3 separate regions of the Homo sapiens genome follow, and regions 2 and 3 are each linked to region 1. A link is an interaction called in ENCODE POLR2A ChIA-PET data of the cell type or tissue named here. Cell type or tissue: CD4-positive, alpha-beta T cell. All regions are shown on one strand. Links, peaks and the distances in the headings refer to the core of each region. The heading gives the core; the rest is flanking DNA. Region 1 overlaps RUNX1 (RUNX family transcription factor 1). Region 2 overlaps RUNX1 (RUNX family transcription factor 1). Region 3 overlaps RUNX1 (RUNX family transcription factor 1).

Evidence for each region. ChIA-PET counts read pairs that join two places held together with the same protein. Peaks named below come from ENCODE experiments on the same cell type or tissue, not always from the same donor. Only the 100,000 strongest peaks of a DNase experiment are listed, where the experiment ranks them.
Region 2: POLR2A ChIA-PET joins it to region 1 with 36 read pairs; 8 of 35 experiments call an interaction of 5 or more read pairs at or near these places.
Region 3: POLR2A ChIA-PET joins it to region 1 with 27 read pairs; 10 of 35 experiments call an interaction of 5 or more read pairs at or near these places.

Annotation. Positions count from the first base shown.
Region 1 is chr21:35,022,529-35,030,453 of GRCh38, forward strand. All of the region lies in intron 2 of RUNX1 (RUNX family transcription factor 1), which reads right to left. Among named protein-coding and RNA genes, the nearest start is that of RUNX1-IT1, 13 kb to the right of the region's middle. RefSeq lists enhancers at 4,144-4,646, 4,300-4,444 and a cis regulatory region at 4,363-4,380. In CD4-positive, alpha-beta T cell, for the core only: no CTCF peak of the experiment used is centred there; DNase peaks (open chromatin) are centred at 4,343, 4,823, 5,213, 5,623 and 1 weaker place; H3K4me3 peaks cover 1,823 bases; H3K27ac peaks cover 4,498 bases.
Region 2 is chr21:34,929,258-34,937,182 of GRCh38, forward strand. All of the region lies in intron 2 of RUNX1 (RUNX family transcription factor 1), which reads right to left. Among named protein-coding and RNA genes, the nearest start is that of RUNX1-AS1, 97 kb to the left of the region's middle. In CD4-positive, alpha-beta T cell, for the core only: no CTCF peak of the experiment used is centred there; a DNase peak (open chromatin) is centred at 4,934; H3K4me3 peaks cover 966 bases; H3K27ac peaks cover 3,189 bases.
Region 3 is chr21:34,970,850-34,978,774 of GRCh38, forward strand. The region is part of intron 2 of RUNX1 (RUNX family transcription factor 1); the gene reads right to left. Among named protein-coding and RNA genes, the nearest start is that of RUNX1-IT1, 65 kb to the right of the region's middle. RefSeq lists a silencer at 3,323-3,617 and enhancers at 3,461-3,510, 3,641-3,730. In CD4-positive, alpha-beta T cell, for the core only: no CTCF peak of the experiment used is centred there; a DNase peak (open chromatin) is centred at 3,552; H3K4me3 peaks cover 931 bases; H3K27ac peaks cover 1,108 bases.

The DNA of each region.
Region 1 (7,925 bases), core at 1,451-6,450:
CTATGTTAGAGCATTTCCACCATTTAGAGATAAGAAACAAGTGCATATAGATCTTTGTAAACTGCAATAAAATAATAAGGCAGAGGCTGGGCGCTGTAGCTCAGGCCTGTAATCCCAGCACTTTGGGAGGCTGAGGCGGGCGGATCATCTGAGGTCAGGAATTCGAGACCAGCCCAGCCAACATGGTGAGATCCCATCTCTACTAAAAGTACAAAAGCTAGTGGGGTGTGGTGGCGGGTGCCCGTAATCCCGGCTACTCAGGAAGCTGAGGCAGGAGAATTGCTTGAACCCAGGAGGTGGAGGTTGCAGTGAGCCGAGATCGCGCCAGTGCACTCCAGTCTGGGCAACATGAATGATACTCTGTTTGAATAATAATAATAATAATAATAATAAGGCGGAGATTATTTTTTAGTGATTTTGACCTTTTTTTTTTTGAGACAAGGTCTTGCTCTGTTGCCCAGGCTGGAGTACAGTAGCATGATTACGGCTCACTGCAGCCTCAGTCTCCAGGGCCAGTGATCTTTCAGCCTCAGCCTCTTCAGTAGCTAGGACTACAGGTGTATGCCACCATTCCTGGAAAATTTTTGTACTTTTTTGTAGAGACAGGGTTTTGCCATGTTGCCCAGTCTGGTCTCAAACTCCTGGGCTCAAGTGACCAGCCCACCTTGGCCTCCCAAAGTGCTGGGATTACAGGTGTGAGCCACCACACCTGGCCTTTGTTTAACTCTTAAGTTTGCATAATTTAATTTTGCATGATGTCTTTGTTTAACTGCCAGCCTGCAAAACTCCGGAAAATTAACAATCAAGTCTTGTGAGATGATGCAAACAGAAACTACTCGAAGCCCATATGTCATTGCTGTAGGAAAAGCAGGCAGATTTTCACCTGCAAGCATTTCCCTTCTCCTCTGTCACTCTCTCCCTGTCCCAGGTGGGTGGGTGGATCAGACTGAGGCTGCAGCTCATGGCAGGGGGCTGGACTGTGGATGACTGTCTCCTCCCTAGCCGGGAGGCCAGAGGCACTCAGGTGGTTCAAGTTGACCTGCGGGGCTAGCAGGGCAGAGTAGGGCTTCCCTGCACTTTGGTCTCCAGCCCTGCCTCATTGAGGCCAATGGTTTGCTTTCTCTCCTGGCTAGTCTCCAGCTGTGAATGCATCTGGATAAAGACAGGACTGGAGCCTGAGGGTGGGAAATGAAAGGGGGGCACAGGAATCCAGTCAACATTGCCTGATTTACAGGAGTGACGGCTCACAAGTGGGTACACAATTGAGGATGGGTGGAAGTGAGAATAAGGAGAGCATCTGTGGGTACCAGTTTTATGGTGTCACAGACTTCTTTTGTAAAAATAATAAACACATAAATTAAATATTAGGTGAAATATATTTTATTATATATGTGTGTATTAAATTATTATATATTTTACTATATTTATATAGTTTACATATATACTATATACTAATTATAAATATATATCAACATATTAAATAAATACAAATCAATAAACAAATAAATATTTAGCCTGGCACATATCTGCACAGCAAAAGACTGTATTTCCCAGCCTACTTTACAGCTAGGTGCCTCCATATGTTTGTTTACGTTCTGGTCAATGATTTGTCAGCAGGAGTGTCTGGGCAAATTTCAGATCCTGCTCTTCAAGGGAAAGAGTAGATCTTCCCCTTCCATATTCTCTCTTGCTGCTGGCTGGAATGTGGATGTGATGTTGGGGGCTGGAGCACCCATTTTGAGCCATGAGGTAAATGCCAGGCATTGCAGAAGGCAGCCCATCAGGGTAGCAGAAACCTGGTTCTTTGTGATTGTGAAGATGCCATGCCAATCTACTGAGACTTCTACAAGAGAGAGAAACACACTTCTATCTTGTTTAAGCCCTGATAATTTGGAATCTCTCTCTCATAGCAACCTAACCAATACCCTAATACAACACAATGTCTTTATGTGTGTGCTATTAGTAATCAGAGCATGTCTGTGGTAAAAGTAGACCTCTGGGCATTCTTCAAAAGACTTAGAACTGACTTTTAACTCACTTTCTGCATCCCATCCTTTTAACTTCTCAGAAAGTGAGGATCAGTTATATAGTTAGGTTCCTGCCCTGAAAGTACTACAGTATGACAGCACCAGGCTTTTATTTTCTTTTTAACTAGGTGTGACTAATTTGGAGATTACTTTTTAAACATACACCTAAGATGTTGTAGCTAATACTGCCTCTTCCATCCTAGTCACTTTGCAACTTGACATTCTTTTCTAGTGATGATGAAATTCTCAGCATCCAGTTAGAATTCATACAATGGTGCATATGCTTTAGAATAGCCTCAATGTCTGGAATATAAGTGATGGGTCTGATTTTTAGAAACAGCCAGAAGGCATTTAAGATCAAGACTGGTGACAAATAAGGTGACCAAGGAAGCTTGACAATACCTGTCTTGTTCAAAAATGAGGTGTGATTTAAAAGTAAGGAGGATTTACTTGTTTAGCCAATAAACTAACTCTGAAAGTCATTTCAAAAAAGCAGATCCGAAGATGTTTAAAGTAATAATGGTGCTGTTAGAATGGTGCTCCCTCTCCCTCCCAGGGGATGACTTTGAAGGACACTACAATAACAGATGTGTAAATTCTGAAATATATGGCTAAAATGAGGTTTATTATTTTCTAGTCACCACTTAGACATCTTTTAGTCATTTGTTTATGACAGTTTATAAATGAGAAAGAAGTCCATTTAAAATATCTCCATGAGGACCTCAAGGTAAATAATAGGAATCGATCATTCATCAATCTGGCCTGGCCCCGGCCCACTGAAGAAAGTTCCTTCTTGAGTGCATTCAAAGCTCTCATGGTCCAGCCCTGTTCAACCTGAGCAGCATCCTATCTGCTCCTCCCCCAGACGTTCCGATGCCCTGCACCAGATTCAAGAGAGAGCCAAGTTCCCCAACAGGCTATGCACGTGGCTATTAACACCCAGCACACGCTATCCCTGGCCAGCTCTCTCCTTCTTCCCTAAGAATTAAACATTCTTTGGCCTGAGTTTTCCTCCTTTATGTCACCATAAAGTTGAGTTATTCATTATTAGGGTCTATACATGAGTAGCCAAAATATACGGGTCTCTATATTTAGGTCAAGGGGCCTTCAGCAGGAGAACATGAATAATTAGGAGTGAGGCCATGAGACAGAGGAAGAAAAGCTCATAGGAATGGGAAGACAGCCTCTCAGATGAGAGGTGTGCGGAGTGATTGCTGTGAGGAATTGCTCAATAGGAAAGTTAGCCAACCTGAGGACGTTTCTAGGGGAGGAAAAGGGAAACTCATATGGTTCTCTGCTAATTCTTAAAAATAAGGTAGATTCTTACTCATCTAGGGTGCTTGCTCGTTATGAACACAGGAAGATTAAGGAATGAGTATGGACTGTTTCTACTCTATGTTTTCGGACAAGAAGAATAATAAAAAAGCACTGGGTAGCTGGAACAACTGCAGAGGCCCCAACAATGATGGAGACTTTCTGGTGCACCGTGGCACAGGGGTCTCTTCCAAAGGGACTCAATCAACCCCAACAGGCATCATCTTCTGTGACTCAAGATGTCCTTTTTAGGAGTGCTTGTACTTTTTAATGCTCAGAGAAGTTCGTATTACTGATTCGGGAACACTGAGTTTTTCAGCTCCTGTAAAACTATTTTCAGGTTTATTTTCAAGTACATTCTTTACCTCGGGGGGTCAAATCTTTTGGTTTCCAGTGAATATCGTGGTTATACCTGTGGTTACCCACTGACTTCTCATCTGCCTAGCTTATCTGATAACAGGCAAATGGGGAAAGAGGCTTTAATACCCCTCAAAAGGGGAAGATTGATAATTAGTTATTCACCGCATAGAATCAGGCCAGGTCAACTCTCTCCAAGAAGAAAAGCAATCTGGATATTGCACTTTGGGGTCCCTTTTCATTTTGGCATTACAGGCCTCATGAGGATGTAGTCTTTCTGTATTTCTTTCTTTCTTTTTAAATTGTTATTTATTTATTTATTTTAACCAGGTCAAAGCATTACATACTGCAGAAGAGAAAGCAACTTCAGCTTCTCTTAAACGGTGTCATTTTCATGACAGCTCGTAAATTTTGGCCTCCTATGGGTCCAGGATCTGCGCGCATCCGCCCGGGGACTTGTTGGTGGATCCATCCCTCATGGCGGAGCAGCAAGGGGATCCTTTAGAAAAAGCAATGGGCGAAGTAACTGAAAGAGCGACGCAGAAAGCAACAGCCAGAAACGGCGGGGACGCGAGCGGCCCAGACAGGAAGGGAGGCGGTGGCGCAGCTCTGGTGCGCAGCGCGCCGCAGCGACGGAACTTCTGCAAAAGCTGCCTGCCCGCGCGTTATCAGCGGCGCGCAGGCCTGTGGTTTTCTCGCTCTCGCAACCCTGCTTTAACTGCCGGTTTATTTTTCGACAAACAGGATGCCTCCATCTGAGGCTGTCAGCATCCCAGGCTCTTTGAAAGAAAAGAAGTAGAGCGGCCCCACCCTAGAGGCAAGGACGGGGTCTGTGTCAAGAGGCTTCCCAGAGAAGTGAAAACTCTGCAGGTGCAGCCGCTGGGAGAGCATCAAGAAGGGCAGGGTGGAGGGGCAGGGGGCGAAGGGAGGGGGTGAAGCCCGCACCCTACCCCCACATGAAACTGATTCCACTACCCCATCTCTGCAAGCGTCCAGAGGCAGAGAGGCCAACATTTCGGGGACAGCTTGGAGGCGGGAGATTTAGGCAGGGCTCCTTAAACTTTTATGTGCATGAAAATCAGGCCAATCACGGGGCTCTTGAGCAAATGGGGACGATGATTCAGCAGGTCTGGGCTGAGGCCTCAGATTCTGCACTTCTAACAAGTTCCCAGGTGGTAGTGATGCTGCCAGTCCAAAGACCACACTGTGAATAGCAAGGCGTCGTCGGGACAGTCTGCTTTAGAGTAAAACCTAATAGATGTGCAAATATTTAAACCAAGCTGTATTTATTCCTGAGGCCCTGGTTTAACTGGAGCCACCTTGCTAATGGAAAATGGAAAATGAAATTCCTTTAGGTTCCAAAGGGAAGGAAAGTTTGAAATGGTTAAGGTATTTAAAAAATCCTAGTTGGGAGTGGCCTTGGGGATTCGGGAGAGTTGAAGTTAGGTTCTGAGCCAAGAGATGGGGGAGGAAGGGTGGGATGTGGCAAATAAATATAAACACACACACACAAACCCCAGCCCAACCACAGGTTCTTTCCTATCAATGAAACATTTGCATCTTGCAGGTAGAACTCACACGTGTCCACATTTTTCAGAAGTTGAATGGTTTTGTGTAATGGTACAGAATTTGGAGCCCATATTTGAATATTCTAGATCCAATGTTATCTCAGACTGGCTTTAGGATCTTGTGGCCTACATTTAAAAATGCATGTTTCTGAGTCATGTTTAATTAGTAGTAGTATCTGAGAACTGAGAGACTAGACTAAGAAATCCATGGTATATGAATAAAATCTCCAGACAGCAGCTAGAACATAGAGGTCCCTCCAGAGGCAGTGCCAGTTGTCAGCTGTAAAAATAGGTTCTGCTCAGTTTTGCTTAGGCCTGAAGTTTCCTGAAGATTTCATTTAGACTTCATCAAAACCAGTCAAAGACTTCCTGTTACAGAAAGGTTCTTAAAGTATGGCTGGGACTACAGGGCTATTAAGATGCAGATTCTTGGGCCTCTCTGCCTCACTCATCATGGTTTCTCAGGGTGGGTGCCGGGAACCTGCATTTTAACAAACGCTTTGAGGATTCTTATGTACTGCCAAGTTTAGGAGTCCCTGGTCTGCAGGTTTAAGTTCAACCTTCTCACTGCAGCATTCAAAGACCTGGCTTCAATTTTGCTGTTCACAGGCGAGCCTCAGTGACTTCCTCACTGCCCTCTGAGCACTCCTGGAGCCACCTGGCTGCCTCATTCATTTCTTCTCCTCTGTCTTTCCCCAGCCCTGGAATAAAATGACTTCCATCTTCCTCTCCGAACTCTCTTCAGATCATGGCTTCCCACTCAGCAAGCAGTTACTTTCCTGGTCTGCCACTGCTGTGGTATTAATGATAGGCCACTCGATTCTCATTTTGTTGACTGAATATTTCTCATGCTTAGGCTTTGCCTCCCTGACCAGACAGTAAGTTCTCTGAAGCCATTTCATGCTATATAATCTTTATGTTCAAGACTACTTTCTAACGCAGTGTCATGTCCACATGGATCATTCAGTAAATTTACCGATGGCTTATCTATCACCAACATGTTTTACAGAGTGTTATTAAGCAGGGACACTCTCTATGGGTCTAGGATCAGAAGAAGCTGGGAAGAGAAATGGGGTAGTGGTGAGAGTGTCATGAGAATCTGGTTATACAGTCATCAAAGACACAGAGGAAGTGGGAAAAAGGGAGTGTAGACCCCTAGCTCATCTGTCTGCAGTGTGAATTGGAGAGGGGTTCCTTTTTGTTTAATATAGTTAATTTTCCACTTGAAATCAAGGTCACCAAACCTATGAGCCAAACGATGGATGCTTGCCCTTCACACTCACTGCCTAGTGATGGAGCTCTTGGTGGCCTCTCTCCACCATCTCTGCTCCACCATCTCTTCCACTCTGGCTGGCTTCCCTTCTTCCTTTCTGCCTGATGGGTTGTCAACTCAAATGCCCAACTCCAAGCTCAAGTTAAAGGAAATTTCAAGTGTATTACATATAATGAAGCAGACTGAAAGAACAGTAGTATACTAGTAAGTTAGCTTAACATGGTTTAGTGGAAAGCAGCCAATACACCTCAGTTCTGATCCTAACACAGCTAGCATCATTGGCCGTGTCACCTTGGTTTTCTTCTTTAGCCTTTCTGAGCTTCAAAATTTTTGTTATCTAAACTCTGAGCCTCAGTGTTTTCATTAACAGAGCCAGCATAACAATGTTGGCTTCTAAGGCATTGGGCAGGTGAGTGGGGTAGTTATGGAGACCACCTGAGAGAGCCTGGAACACGGTTGGTGCTGGCAACCTACAGGGCCCCAGCCCTTGGCGAGGTATCTTTCTGGAGAAATGCTTCCTAGTGTTCCTAGCCATTCCTTGCCTCAGGCACCTTCACTACCATCCCAATCACAGGCCTACTGCTCTTCCTGGTCCAGCTTGCTGGTCCTAGTGCTTAGCTTCTCTCTTAAGGGGATCTTTTGACCTCTGTAGGAATTTCTTCCGTCTTGGGCTTCTGGCATGGTTCTATTGGTCACCTGGCACCCTCCTCACCACTTCAGTGGTGCCCCCAACTCTGCTTCTAGGACTCTGGCAAGTCCTACAACCACGATCCTGGTAATAGTACGAGGTTGGATTTGTCAACCTTGTCACGATCACATTTCTGTTCTGCGCATTGTGGGCTGTTTGGTAGCATCTTTGGCATCTGCCTACTGGATGTTAGTACAGTCCCCTCTATCCCTTGAGTTGTGACAACTAGAAATGTCTCCAGACAGTGCCAAATGACCCCCTTCCTCCTCACACTGCCTCCTTCTTCCAGGTAAAAACCACTGGTGAGGCCGGGTGCGGTGGCTCACGCCTGTAATCCAAGCACTTTGGGAGGCCAAGGCGGGTGGATCACGAGGTTAGGAGATCGAGACTATCCTGGCTAACACGGTGAAACCATGTCTCTACTAAAAATACAAAAAATTAGCCGGGCATGGCGGTGTGCACCTGTAATCCCAGCCACTCAGGAGGCTGAGGCAGGAGGATGGCGTGAACCTGGGAGGCAGAGCTTGCAGTGAGTCGAGATCGTGCCACTGCACTCCAGCCTGAGTGACAGAGTGAGACTCTGTCTCAAAAAAAAATAAAAAATAAAAAAACCACTGGTGTAAGATATTTTAAGGTGACAAGCATGGAGAAGAAGAGAAAAGTAATGAGGAAAAACTAAACTGGCAAGATCAATAAAT
Region 2 (7,925 bases), core at 1,893-6,892, 93 kb before region 1:
ACACTTCTATAGCAACACTGTAGAATGGACCACTGTAAGGAAAAACACAAAAGCTGGGGCCAGCAGTTTATCACCTGGAAATAGCATGGCTTTGATAATTTGACTCATTATGAACTCACAGAAATAGATCTATTCTCAGAAATACATTTTTAGGGGCGGTGGGTGAGGGACAACAGAGAAAGAGTACATCCAGGGAGGACGCTGATCTCTCTGCTCTTTATCTAAGAGAGATTCTCATATGTTTGACTTTTTATAGATTTTGCCATTGAGTTTCATGATTGCCAAGATGCCCAGATCAATACCTTGAGGGAATACCTTTTGGCTGAACAACATGACACTGGAGACTGGCACTGGTTTTGAATAAAATACCAGTGAGGAAAATTTTTAAAATACTCAATATATAATTCATCTGAGAATAACAAGTGACATGAACAAAAATTGGCTTTTTAAGAGATGAGGCTAAGAACCAGCTTACAGCCTCTCAAAAGACCTTAGTTGAATATTCTTTACCCAAGTCACTTCTGCTGTCACTGTCTATCCTTTTTAACACACACATACAACTCCTTATGTTACAGTGAGCTCTTCAGAGCTCCTGAAGCTGCCATCCAGGTATTCCTTGAACTGTTGTCATCCCGGAAAATTCTGAAACTTTCCTAGTATTTAAGTATTCATATATCCCCTTTTAAGTATTAGTCCCTATAGTAGATGCAAAAGAATAAGATACAACTCTTTATTTTGTAAGGACAAATGAATGACATATGTTTCAAGAATAAATTCTTTCTCTCTCTCCATATATATACATATCTCATGAAAATATATCTCATAAAGATATATATTTAAAAATAAATATATATATTTGAATTTAAATTAATGTCATTTAATATTAATTTCTTAGCTGCAAAAACCAAATTTCAAAAAATACATACATATACATATATATTATATATACATATATACATGTATATATATTATATATACATATTATATATGTATATTATACGTGTGTGTGTATGTATATATATATATATATATATAAATAAATAAATAAAATTTTACAACTAACATTAGCCATTGAATAGTATGAACCTAGACTCTGGTTCTTTTATCTGATGACATGACTAGAGGAGGGATGGCCAAATAAGGTTTATCTGGGGTCCCAACTCTGATTGATTAGAACTGGCTGAAGGAAGGACTCTGAGACCACAACTGAGCACAGCAAGAATGAGTGCTGTGATCAATTATTGATGTCTGCAACAGGCAAGAGGGGACATGTGCTCAATGGGCACATGTGGCTAGTGGCCGCCATATTAGGCAGTGTAAAATTATGGACTATTTACATAATCGTGGAAATTTCTGTTGCACCACTTAGAGTCCAGAGTTCTAGATTTCATATTGAGTTCTTCAATTGGAATGAATACTGAATGGCTACACTGCCACACACACACACTCTCTCTCTCTCTCTCACACACACACACACACACACACACTCCACCCAATTCCTTTCAGAGATAAAATTTTGAGATTTGAGAAAAGACAAGGAAGAAAACTGCAAGTGAACCATATATAGAAGTAGTTTCTCAATTGTAAGGTCACCCATTTCTTCCTAGACTTTTTTTGAAGAAGATGACAGTTCCTCATCCTAACCTTCCAAACTTTCTTGGTTGAATCTGCCAGGCAACTCACATCCAATATCCTAAGAGATCACAAGCAGTCACAATGGTAGCAGACAGAGCTGGCTAGAATTGGCAAGAGAGGCCCCATCACTGCCACCCACTTCTCATTTGGGCCGGAATCAGATGGGTTTTGTTGTCTAGTAGAAGGATTATCTAATTTACCTCTGAGTTTCTCTATGTGATTCTTGGAGCCCAGCATTCTGATGAACGCATAAAAGGAATTTTGACTTGGGTTGTGCTAATCCTCCTTACACATCTGTGCTGCCTAGAGGTGATTCACTTCTTTAGAATCCCTCCAATAATATTATTATTTTTCTAAGCGTCTGGAAGGTAGTGTCTTTGTTTGCTAGGGTTGTCTGCATTTGAAAACAAGTTAATCAACATGCATTATATATATATACACATTTATATATATATATACATGTGTATATATATGTGTATATATAATATATACATGTATATAATATATACACGTGTATATATTATATATAAAGCATATATAAATGTATACAATATATTATATATAATGTATATATTATATTATATATGTATATAATGTATATGTATTATGCACATGTATATGTATTACATTATATATACACGTATATGTATTATATTTTATATGTATATAACGTGATATATGCGCCTAAATAGACTGTGGTTCTTTTATCTGATGAGATGACTAGAGGAGGGATGGCCAAATAAGGTTTATCTGGGGTCCCAACTCTGATTGATTGGAATTGGCTGAAGGAAGGACACTGAGACCACAACTGAGCACAGCAAGAATGAGTGCTGTGATCAATTATTGATGTCTGCAACAGGCAAGAGGGGAAGATGTGGCTGGCTATCTGCATACCAGATAGTCCCCATCTTAATAAAGAATGAAGCTTGTGGAGGGGACAGTGGGAGATAGGGCTGCGTAGAGTGGTTGGATTTGTGTTCAAAGCGCCCTGAGAAGTCTGTACTGAATTCCTTAGGCAGTGGGGAGTGGAAGAGTCTTGAGCATTATAGCAATATGACAACATCTGAACTTTTAGGAAGCAAACTTGGCCATATGTAAGATGGACTGAAGTGGGGGAGGATAACCAATAAACTAGGAGCTTAAATAAGAAAAGGTAAGGACAGTGCAGATGTGGGAACATTAGAACTGCCTTGGAGCAAATGATAACCATGAGATTCCCATTTTGGATGATTGAGAGGGTGTTTTAATTTATAATGAAGGTAATTAATTTATAGAGAGTTGTATTCTTTTTATCTGTTTTCATGTAGAGTGCTTATTACAGTATAGATGTTATAAACATGTTTATTGAGTAATATATGATAATAAATTAATGAATGAATGAAAGAGTAAGTGAAAGTTAGGAGGAGGAGCTGGTTTTGAGGAAAAGAGGACAAGTTATATTTTATACATTCTAAGTTTCAGGTGTTGGCAGGGCCCTCTGTAGAGATGTCCCCAGTTCAGACATAGCTTTCCAGTCCTCTTCAAACCTACCATTATACCACTGCTGGGTTGTGGGTTCTCCCCTCTAAACGACTACTTCCTGCATATCACTTTCCATATAGCTGATTTATGATTTTCTTTTAGAAAACCATGCCGGTGATCTTTACCTATGTAAAACAGTTACAATTTATTGAGGAGTCCATTATGTGATATCATTTGTGATACAATGTATCATTGAATCTTTATGGCTCCCTAATATTGGGGACAATATTATACCCCTTCTACTGAGGTTACTAACTCAAGTAGTAGAGTTGAGATTCAAATCCAAGTTGCCTTCCTTCTAAATTTTACCCCTGTTTGTTTCCCCACACTGTCTCTCACTACTAAGTGATACATTCTAGAAAATGCTCATGCCATGCTTCTGATCTCATGTTAACCAACGGTGCCTAGTGGAACCTCATTACCCCCGGCATTTCCCATACTCCTCTCCCATTTACCCATTTCTCTCATCCATGATTTTCTGACCAATTAGCCAGTCTGTCCTACATTATACCCATCTCTCTTCTTATTGCATGTGCATCCTCTTTTATGCATTCACTTCTACTCCTATTTCTCACTTTAGTACGTACATGTACGTGTGCATAATGATCACATGCTTTTGAAGTGGTATTAAGAGAGTTTGCACAAAAATTGTGGGACAGATATGGGTATAATGTGGTGTGTGTTCACCCAAAGCTGTTGGCTTTAATCAGGATTGCAAAGCTATACACACAGGACATAACAGTTTATCTTGGAAAATTAGTGGTTGGGAACATCTCGATGGTGGACTTGTTTCAAACTAAACACCTCTTCCTCAACCTTCAGTGCCCTTCTGCAGAGCTGTTAGTGCATGAGTACTGTGAGATGCGTCCTTGTTACATGCTACAAGTAGCCCCTCAGGTAGAAGCCAGTGTTTCCAAATGTCTACATAACTAGGTCAAATTACATCCAGAGCTAGGCTGTGTTGCTCTGATGTGTTTACACTTATTTTCCATTGAATCTAAGTTTCTAATGTTTTAGGTCACTAACAATGAATCCAACATCTGACATTTTATGAGTGGTGGGATGTTATCAATCCTTCAGCAAGTTTTGATGTTTTTTTTATGACTTCTGGCAAGCTGGAGTCATTAGGATTTATTACCAGAAAAGGGAACAAATACTGTTGTTTTACTGTGTTCGACGTATAGTAGCTGAAAGTAGAGTATTTTCAAGACCTATGTTCCTTTTGAAATAAAAAGTTCCTAGGTCTTGCCTTGGTCTTTGGGTTGGCTGGGCATGCAGTACACTGCACTGAACTCACTGGTGTGATGGACCCCGTTCACGCACCACTCCAGACCTTCCTGGCTCAGTGCCTGGGAGTTTGTCTTGCTTCTGGGTCTGGGTGGCCTTGGAAATGGGGCAAAGGATACTGTCATAAAGCCACAGCTGCTGCTATTGCCATCACAGACCAAAGAATTCCCATGTGTGATGCTCACTGACAAGAGGAGTCAGCTGTACCTATGTGCTACTTGGCCAGAACTTAGAGATGCTTGGATTTCCCAGTGGCTACCTGGGGGTTCCAGGTAACAACTTGCAAGTGCAGGGGGAATTAATACTGTATTGGGTGAACTTTTGATCAATGAGAGGCAGTGGATAGGGAGAATCCAGCAGATAAGTTGCTTGCCTTTGTTCTAAGACACAGCAGATTCGTACAGCTTTTCTGTGTATGTCCTGAGAGAGCAAAGGCTTAGCTAAGTTTCTCATGAGCTGTGACTAGCTCTGTGCCTTTTCTTTTGCTTTCACTTTTACTTCCTTGGGACTGTACACCCTGTTGCCCCACCCCAAAAAGCATATAAGCTTTTGAGTCAAGTTTTTTTTTAATTTTTTTTTAATCATCTTAGGCTAAGACACTTTTTGTCCCTTCTGTTAGATTTGAACTCTTGGAGGACTGAGGCCATGTCATTTTCATGTTTCTCTTGATTGCATCTAGATATTTATTGAAACCATGTTTGCTGAATGACAATGTCTGGCTTACCACCCAAAGGAAGTTCAACAAAGGGGAGCAGAATCCCTCAATTCAGGGTGGCTTTGACATTCATGTCACACCCAACCTGCCACACAAATATTGGTCCAGCTCGCTGTGTCTTGGCAGGTGATGGAAGCTTGGCCTTGGAGGCACCAAGGAGCTAAGAGGACTCCATGATATGAACACAAAGGTCGATTCACATGCTGGTGCTTTAGGGGGCATTAAAACCATTCCAGAGAAGCAGGAATAAAGAATATAGGAGCATCTTTGTGGACACTGGGTCTGCAGGTCTAGCAGTAACAGAGGAGGGCATAATGGATTCATGAGGTCAAAGCTGGGATGGACCTTGACTGTAATGAAAAGAGGCCATGAGGGTGTGAATCAGGGAAAGAGGATGAAGGCAGGGGTGGGAGTTGTGTTGAACAATTGGCAGATGATCCAGGAGGCTTCATAGGTTGAAGACTTTCAGCTACTCATTAGGAAACAGCAGGCATATTCCTTCATTTTTCCCCTTTTTCATTTTTTAGACTTCCCCATATTCATTTTCCCTCTCTCTCCCTTACTGCTATTATTTTTTCATGTTTTTGATTCTGTCTTTATTCTACATTTGATGATTCAAAATGTGACATCTTTACATTTAATGAATTCTTAACCCAGTGGTATATGTTTTGAAGAGTGAAATTAATAAAGAGGCTTAGAGAGCAAATAGAAATACACTTCTATAATGAAAATAATCTGTCACTCATGCGTTAGCTGATTCTAGTTGATGTGTTCTTTGGGAGCCTGAAGACAACCGAGAAATGGGTCCTACAGCTGTGAGCTCTCCTTCCACTGCCATGATTTCCTTCACGGAGTCATAGCATTGCTGATTCCTAACTGGGATGTGGTTGGACTTAAACCTTGGTTTAAATCCTGACTCTGATATCCAAACATCCTAAGAGTCAAGTGCCTGGTTTCTTAGTTTCTGATTTTTTACACAGATAATACCTTCACAAACACATACGGTATATGGAAGTTGAAGAAAGAAATGAAATAATGTTTAAATATGACTTTGAACATATTCAACAAAACTCTCGGGTTCAGGAATTTTAGTATTGTGGTAAGAATATGATTGCTGTGAATGACAATAATAGTTGAGCTAGCCCTTCAGTGAACAAGTTGAGACACTTTTTTTTTTTGTAACCTGGTTAACATAGGGTTTCTCAACCTCAGAACTCTTGACATTTTGGGCTGGATGAATCATTGCTGTGGAGAGCTATGCTGTGTATTGTAGGATGTTTTGGCTCATCCCTAACCCCTACCTATTAGATGCCATTAGCCTCCCCTACTCCTGATGTCACATCCAAAAATGTCTCCTGACATTGCCAAATGTCCCTTCCTGGGTAAAATCTTTCCCAGGTGAGAACCACTGGGATACAGCATGTCCACTAGAGCTATAGTTTTCCTCCTTATATTAACGTGTTGACTAAAACTTAAAAAGCAAACATAATAGATACCTCCAAACAGCAAATGGGCTAATGCAGTTGGTATACACAACAGTACATCTGCCAATGTTTATACATAGCACACGGCTGTACTCAGCTGCAGCCAGTGACAAACAGAATTCGGAGTTTACTTTCAGTCCACACTAAGAGGTGACTAACATGGCGGGATAAAAAGCCAGGAGACCCCCCTTCCCAGAAGCCCCCCTTTGAATCACAACACATATGTGAGTAATGACTGTGAATTGAATTTATGACTCAAGTGCTGTTTGTCTGCATACATCAAATAAAATTTGAGACTTAAAGACACAAGCTGCCATGTTCGTTTCCCCCCTCATATTCATTTGTGATAACTACTTAGAATTCAGCCCCCCTCTTTTTTAAAAAAAAATAGCACTCTGTCATTTCCAGAAAATGTTTTAAATTAGTACAAAACTTGGCTAAATTTAGCTTTTATAGAAGAAAGAATAAAACATAATTAACTGTTTAAAGAAGAAAACAGAAACCACATGAAGGAATGAGACTTGCTGGCGAGAAATCTAACAGTAGTGCTTGGTAGCTAACCCATCTCCTGTGTAACAGATGTTCACGAATTTAAATGGAAACAGGATGGGCGTCCCCATAGAAGGCATTTGTGATAAAAAGCTGCTAACTGTGTAAATGTACGAGGCTGCTACAGGTGTGGCATCTCATCTAATTGCCCAGGGATGGGACTGCAAGAACACTCGAATGCACAAAGCAAAAGAAAGTCTCAGCATGGCAAGAAATATCGACAGATAGAACGCTTAGCAGGATCCTGGCCGGGAGACCCCATGGGTGCAGTCTGCTTGCTGTAATTGCCGGCTGGAGTGGAAAAGAAAAGACTCTGTTTTAAAGCTCTCGAAGCATTCGTCTCTGGTTTTAGCAGAACATATAACATCTTCTGTAATTTCTATGTAAATACTTGACAGTTGAAAAGAATTCTTTTTTTTTCTTCCTATCCAGACTATAATTTATGGTGGTTTAGTGGGAAAAGGGGTTAATTTGATTTAAAAACTGAAAATGATTCTCTATTTGGCTTTTTAAAAAGTATTTATTTAAAAAACTCTGCACAGAACAGACAGAGGGGAGACAAAGGATTCTATTGTATGACTGACCTAGGCGTGCCATGTCTCTTTGCTCCCTACACAGACAGAGGCCTGGCCTGAAGCACGCAAGATTATGCACACATGGGTCCAATCTTTGTCACCTGTCACCTAATAAAGCCTCACTGAATCAAAGACTAGGTTATCATTTATTCTGCTGGA
Region 3 (7,925 bases), core at 982-5,981, 52 kb before region 1:
CGCAACTTTCCTGTACGTTCAAATTATTTCAAAATTAAAAGAAAAAAAAAGGTCTCCAGAGCTAGATAAGTTTGGATTGCAGTAATGGCTCAACTACTTACTAGCTGTTTGTAAACTAAGGGTTTTATATCTATCGCCCATTTGATCCTCATAAACTTATAAGGTTATGTTGGTATATAGTTTATGTAGGTATTATACATTTATTTCAGCTGTGTCCATGAGGAAACTGAGGCTCAGGGAGGTCGAAGAATGTGTCCAAAATGCCTGGGATTATGTATACTATGCTGTGCTTATCTACAGTTTGAATTGACTTATTAGTATTAGGCTCCTAGAGCTATGAAGAAATACAGTGTTAGATCAGTTCTTTTTTATCAAAGAAGATTTTATGAGGACACACAGTAGCTGCCAATGAAGACTCTGATCTTAAAAGATATAGCATGTAACTTAAAATTTCTTAACTTCCCTTAATTGATTTCTAAATAATAGATTGATAAGGAGAATCCTGGGAAAGGCCAAACATTGAGAATTTTGTTAATATTAATTCTTCCTTATAATCACTCTAAAGAATGATAATTCTTTTGCTTTATCTTAAGAAGGTACTTTACTATCTGGATCATTTTTATCACCTTCCAGATACATTTAAAATTTTTATCAGCCATCCATCCATCCATCCATCCATCCATCCATCCATCCATCCAACCACCATCTATCTTATCCACCCACCCTTCCATCATTTATTATGTATGGCGTACATACTATGAACAAAGTCTTTGTCAAAGAAGGAAAGGTGCATATCTAGCCTTCACTGAAGTGAAGGAGGGAATACAGGCCTAACTACACCAGAAGGTAGGGCACAGGTTCCCATGTGAGGGCAAGAGATAGGGAGGTAAACTCCGGCAGCTCAGAGGGGACAGAAAGGCTTCTTTGGAGCCCATGAATTGCAACAATCAAACCTCAAGCACCACATATTTTACAGAACAAGCATAACAACATGTTGTGTGGTTCACCAGTGCCTAATAAAGGATTTCTGTGGCCTACCCTGATGAAGCAGTGGATTGCACTGATGTCTTCACTGAGGAATGATCTCAGGCATGATTTTAATGACCCTTTGCAGGGTTATAACTGATCTCTTAGAGACCATAATTTTAAAAATATAGTTTAGAACACTTTCTCCTGAACACATTAACAGGCCAACTTTCAAGTTTACATGGCATTTTTATATCCACTACCCAAATCTTTCTGTAGTTCATTCCATTTATATGGCACCTGGATAAGCTCATTTTTACCAGAAAAACTGGAAATTTCACTGCCTGTCCTGCTCTGACTTTCAGATGACTCCTAAAATATTGAACTAAGGAGCCCAACATTGACCACTGGGGGCCTTGAATTCATACTTTTCATCTAGGGAAATGTCCATTTGGTTTCTGCCTTCATATCAATATTCTATGGCAAAACATTTTCCAATTCTATGGTAATTAAATAAATAGAAGTTTTACTAGGTTCCATGACAAATAACCTCTGGAAGTAAAAATTATTTATATCTCTGGCCTCATGTGTCCACTTGCTCATTATCTACTCAAAGAAATGTACAATATACATTGCCCTATACAGCAAACAAATGAAAATAACCAAAAGCAAACTCCTGTTCCTAAAAAGTATGGATAAATGCAATTTTTGCTTTGTGCTTTGTCAAATGAATCATATGTTACCATCACTAAAGACATTTGCTATTTGATAGAATTCTGTTGTGAATCTTATCATAAAATAAAACATTTCTCTTGATTGATCTTCTGTATAAGCAAGGTGTTGAAATGTTAGGTTTAGAGAGACAAGACTTTCTACTTAAATGACCAAGTGGTTTGGGACTTTGCATTGATTAACTCTACAAAGAATGAGATTGGTGGTGTGCAGCCTTCCATACAGCAGGCATCATTTGGCAGGCATCTTCTTTTATAATAATCCCATTGTCCAGTTGCATGCAACTGGACCCACGGGTTGGAGAGAGCCTGATGCTCCCTTTGACTTTTCTCCCTCAACATCTTGCTCTGGGTGAGATCATTAATCTATTATTTTTACATTAGTGACTCCCAAATTCATGTCTCCAGCCCAGAACTATTTCCTTGGAATTCTAGACTGACATTTCTGGAGAACCTTGAGAGCTCTTGTTGTGTACTTCATGGAATCCTCAAAACCAATATATCCCAAACTAATCACTTGAATGGATTCCCCAGCTCACTAGAGATAGGCAGTAAGGCTCTTTCTCCCTCCATCTGTCTCTTAGAGACTATCTCATAGTTTTCAGTCCTGCATGCTTATATGGACAAAGGGAGGAGGCAGATGTAGGAATCTTTTATTCAGGCCCCTCACATCTCTAAAAGATAGTCCCACTTTGGTGCCTGTGATGTTATATTGTAGTGGTTGGTGTATTTGATTGTCTCCCTTGCTACATAGTTATCATGCCAAGGACAAATTTTTGTCTGTGAATGGAGAAGAACGAGGGAAGCTCAAATCCCTGCAACGTACTGGCTTCCTGACCTGGATTGGACAAGTCACATAATCTTTCCAGGACTAATCCAGTGTCATCATGTGTGGGAAATTTTTGTATGTGAATTTTATGATACTATACATATATAAGTGATTTTTAAGAGGCCATTTATTTTCTCTTACAGTTTTCCAAACTTTGCATGTATTGATATAATAAATGTTTTATCACTGATCCAATCCATTCTTCATGCATTCATCATTACAATCCTCCTATAAATCTGCTTGTAAATCCCAAGTACTAGTTTAATTTACCAAGAGAACAACACAAACCTCCCTCCATGTCATAGAAAACTCAGTTTGGAGACACTTTATATTAAACCTTATTCCCAAATGTCATCACCACCCAGGGCAAATGGCTCATCTGACACTGTTAGCTTCTAAGGAACATTTTAATCCTTTCTACTATTGCCAGCATAGCACATGAATGACACCAAATCCACTACAAGTCTCCAGGGAGAAATGCATCGCTGATATGATGGCTTTATCTACATTTACACATTGAGGGGAAAATTGAGCTTGTTTTCATACTTCCACAAGTGCACTCTTCTAGCCCACTTTGCCTTTATTATCTCAATATTTCTGATGAATCGGAATTTTGGCCTGGATTATCCAAAGAATTGTTTCAGATCTCTTTGCCTCCACACGTAGATGGAGCTTTAGGCTATGCTCCTCCCACCCCTTCATAAATTCATGGCTTTTCAAAAATTTTCTTCTCTGTTTTCGTAAAAGCCAAGTGCAAAGAGAGAAACTAACTGATTGTACTTCTTCTTGATATGCCTGATAGTTTTCTGTCATCTTAATCATCACACGAGCAAGACTACTCAACACCCAGGCCTTCTGAGATCCGAACAATAAGTAACCACCAGTCACCTCCACACAGGCTGGCCAGGGGTGCTCATGGGGCAGAGTCCATATTAGCTGAAGACTTGCCTGTCCTCTGCCAGGGAACTCTACGGAAACGAGGGCAAGCTTTGCATGAAACCCCATTTGCAAACCGAAACCGTGAAAAAAAAAAAAAGGTGGTTCAGTGTGGTTTTTACTCAAAACCAGGTGAAGCTTTGTGGTTCAGCCAAGTTTTGACTTGAAGCCGGAGAGAGCTCACTGTGTTTGGCTGGACCTTGTTTTACATTTCATGTTCCATTTGGTTCTGTTTCCCAAACCTGAAACTGAGGGTTCAGATGAGGGGCACAAAATGAATAAAATGAAGTTGACATGAAATGTGGTGTAGATGAAGACAGCACCAGCTTTGTGATGCCAACTCCTGCTCCTGCTCTCTGCCGGCACTCCTTCTAGAAACGGCCTTCCCCACACTAAGTAGTTCCCTGGGACTTTTCTTTAAGGAACAGAATGATTAACACTATACAAAAATAGCAAAGGCTATTTTGCTCTTGTTTATTTTAACAGATCCATTAACAAATCTGTTTTTGTGAGTCAGCCATTGAGACTTTTGAGGAAAACATTTTAAGTAACAGACTGTGACGTTATAATGGCATGAATTTATTTAATATGTTTTAAATATCTACTATGTGCTAGAAATTTTAACTTATTAAGTTCTCACCGTATTTTATAGATGTGGAAACTAGGCTCAGAGTGATTGGATAAATTGCCCATATGCTAAAAGAGAAGGCAAGCAAGTGTAATACTAGGCAGAGCCAGCTAGATGTGGAAACTAGGCTCAGAGTGATTGGATAAATTGCCCATATGCTAAAAGAGAAGGCAAGCAAGTGTAATACTAGGCAGAGCCAGCTAGTAAGTGGTGGAGGAAAAGACTTCCCCCTGGATCTTTTCCCTAGCTATTTTCATTAGACCTCAATACCTACAAATCAGACCGAAGTTCTGCCCTCCGGGATATTATGAAGATACATATTTGGCTTCATAAAGAAGCTCTGCTCTGCTTCTATGGATTTAACCAACTGTGGATCTCTCTACGTATAGATCTGTATATATGGATGGTTGTCTGTATTGAACATGCGCAGACTTTTTTCCTGTCATTCTTCCCTAAACAATACAGTATAACAACTATTTGCATAGCATTTACATTATGTTAGGTATTATAAGTAATCTAGGGTTGATTTAAAGTATACAGGAGGATGTGCACATGTTATATGCAAATACTACACCATTTTAGAAAAGAGACTTGAGCATCTGAAGATGTTGTTATTCCAGAGGGGTCCTGAAACCAATACCCCCATGGATACTGGGGGGTGACTGTACTTAAAACAATAGTGTGTGGTGGAAAGTGCTAAACTTCCTAAAAGTTGTCCAAATGGTGAGCTGTGTGGGTTTAGAAGAGGGGAGAGAAGGCTTCTAGCTAGGGAAGGAGGGGTGGAGAGGGTAGCAATTGCAAAAATCTTTGTAAAAACAGTGACATTTGTGACACAGAAGAGCAGTTGGGTGTGTAGCTCTTGGGGGGCGGAAATAGTTTTGGAGGGGAGACAGGGTGGCTGAAAACAGAGAAGAGAGAGGATTATTTGTTGAAGTGAAGAGTTTATAAAGGAGAGTTAAGGAAAGTAATTTTGGAAAGATGGATTGAGACTAAATTATGGAAGGTCTTGGTTTCACGGCCAGTTGAGTTGTGTTTTATCTGCAGAAGAAAGCTATCAAATATTTTTGAGTCAGTATTCACAAAATCAGGACAAAATGTAGGTGAAAGCCAGAGTTTAACTCTGAAAATTACTTGTGTCTTATTGGAAATTTGGAGGGAGATTGAAAAAAATACATCAATTGGTCTTTCCAAAAAAAAAAAAAAATTACAGAAGAAAAGCTAATCATTTTCACACTGTTCAAGCTCAATGAGATCTAGTTGAGATTACAGATTAATACAAAGCTCTTGCTTACATTTTGAAGTTAGTATTTATTAGCACATATCTTGCAAGAGTATATCATCAACTGCCTTTCCCAAATTGAAAAATTTCCTCAAATATATGGGCTCCTTTTTTCATGATCACTATCCTTCCAGGAGAAAAATAAAATTAAATTTAAATTCTCCCTAATGAGGGAAGTAAAACACTAAGGAATAAGTTTTATCCAGTAGGATTGAGCTTTGGAGGTCCACAAGTCATTATAATTGTAAGACTTTTTCTATCCCTGAATACTAATTTTCATCCCCCTGGGTGCAATATTGCTCCCATTGGGACTGCATGGTGTAGGCCCAAGCTTGCTTTGCCATGACATTTTGACGAACACCGTGGAAGCTCTCTGATGTCTGGTGAAGTCTGCGTCACAGAAGGGAGGACGGATACAATCTCCTAGCCAAATAGGTTGACAATTGATAGGCTATGTGAAAGATTTGATTCAAAAATCAAACAGAGAACCTAGAGAACTACTGGGGAAGACAATATTGCTAGAGCACCATGATCAGTTACATGTTGGTTATTATACGTCCCTTAGGCTACCAGTGTTTCCTGTAAAATAATCTGCCTTTATTTTTTGCTACGCATTCTGCTAGGTGATATCGGTAGAAAAGTTAAAAAAAAAAATGCTAGAGGTGGATCTCACAAAACATAGCAGTGTGAGGGTGAGCATCAACATAGTATGCCTCTGAAGTCTTGAATTTACTCTTGCTATCCAAATTACCTCACTCAAACGGGGAAATGTTCCTTCCATTAAGTAATAGCTGTGAAAATATTTATCTTCACCAATTCAATGGATATTCTTTGGAGAAATCTCTGTATAATTTAATAAATTAGAGTGGTTGAGCATATAATGTTGTGTTTTGTTGTTGCTGCCGTTTTACTGACTATGGCTATTGTGTGAATTTCTGTTTAATCAATCAAAATTATCCATTTTGTCTTTAAAAAGAAAAGAAAAATTTGAAAAATAAGAGTAGTCTACACGGTGTTGAATTCCCCACTGTACCCAAAGATCGATGGCTCATCCTTCTGAAGAAGGGAATTTTGAGCCAATATAATAATAATTGGTGAACTGCTATTATCTTTCAATGATCTTCCATTTAGAGGAAAAAACTTACTGCTTTTACAAGCTCTGGAAAACTACCCCAGGAGGGTTATCTTGGTTCACTGAGCTTGGGCTATGGATTTAGGTACCAAGCAGTTTGACAATCTTATACAATTTTTCTTTGGTCAAGTCACTCCAAGACTCCTATCAGCCAAAACTATAATTTGATGGTTCATCATTTTTAACCTATTACTACCTGCTTTTGCGGAGAGAGGGGTAGGATTTCAATCCCAAAACATACTTTAAACTGTCATTACAACATATACACATGGAAGTGGGGACAGTCAGGTATTTGATCCAGACTGGATTATGTGTGACTTCACACATACTTTTAGAAGTTACTTCTACAAAGATATTTGGAGCTTGGAAACACACTGGAATGACTTGGCTGTAAACCTGAATGGAGAATGTCGCTGGAGAGGCCAAAAAGCTGTCTCCATCTTTCTTCCAACATCCTTCTAGTGTGACCTATTGCTATGTAAGGAAGGTAACTGTTATTCCATCTACTTCATAGTTTTCATCATGGATTCATGAGGCAATGTGTAAAATGTCCAATGTCTTTAGAGTAAACAGCATTTTTTTTTTTTTTGAGACGGAGTCTCTCTCTGTCGCCCAGGCTGGATTGCGGTGGCAGTGATCTTGGCTCACTGCAAGCCCCGCCTCCCAGGTTCACCATTCTCCTGCTTCAGCCATTCTCCTGCCTCAGCCTCCAGGGCAGCTGGGACTACAGTCACGTGCCACCATGCCCGGCTAATTTTTTGTAGTTTTTAGTAGAGACGGGGTTTCACCGTGTTAGCCAGGATGGTCTCGATCTCCTGACCTCATGATCCGCCCGCCTCGGCCTCCCAGAGTGCTGGGATTACAGGCATGAGCCACCGCGCCCCGCCCATAAACAGTATTTTTTGACCAATGAGAAATCTGTAAAAAATTCTGCCATGATGACTTACTTTCTATTGATAAGTATGAGGGTGCTCATTCTACGTTAGTTTTCTACAGAACTCAAAAATAAGTGGTCCTTGTGGAATAAATGAATGGAAATGTTGTTTTACAAATAAAAAATAAACTTTCCTTTCATTTTTACTGTCCTCAGGAATGTGACAAAAAGCATAATTTTGATGTGTTATTATTTGTAGTTTCCCAGAAGGAAAAATATACTGTCAAAGTTAGGGATCTATTTTTACCAGTATAACAAGATGTCACTGGGAGACCATTACTTTATTGGAAAGTTTTTGTTTTTTTAAAACTTGTCTACTGCAGCTTCACATATTTCATAGTTGTGTGTTTCCTGGTTAAAAAGCACGAAACTTTTCAACATTTGCTGCTCATTTTGTGAGCCAGATCAAGGCAAGGAAATTCCAATATTTATGAACAACTGTAGAGGGTAATTGAAGGATAGTCTGCTGTTTCTGCCAGTTCTACTGATA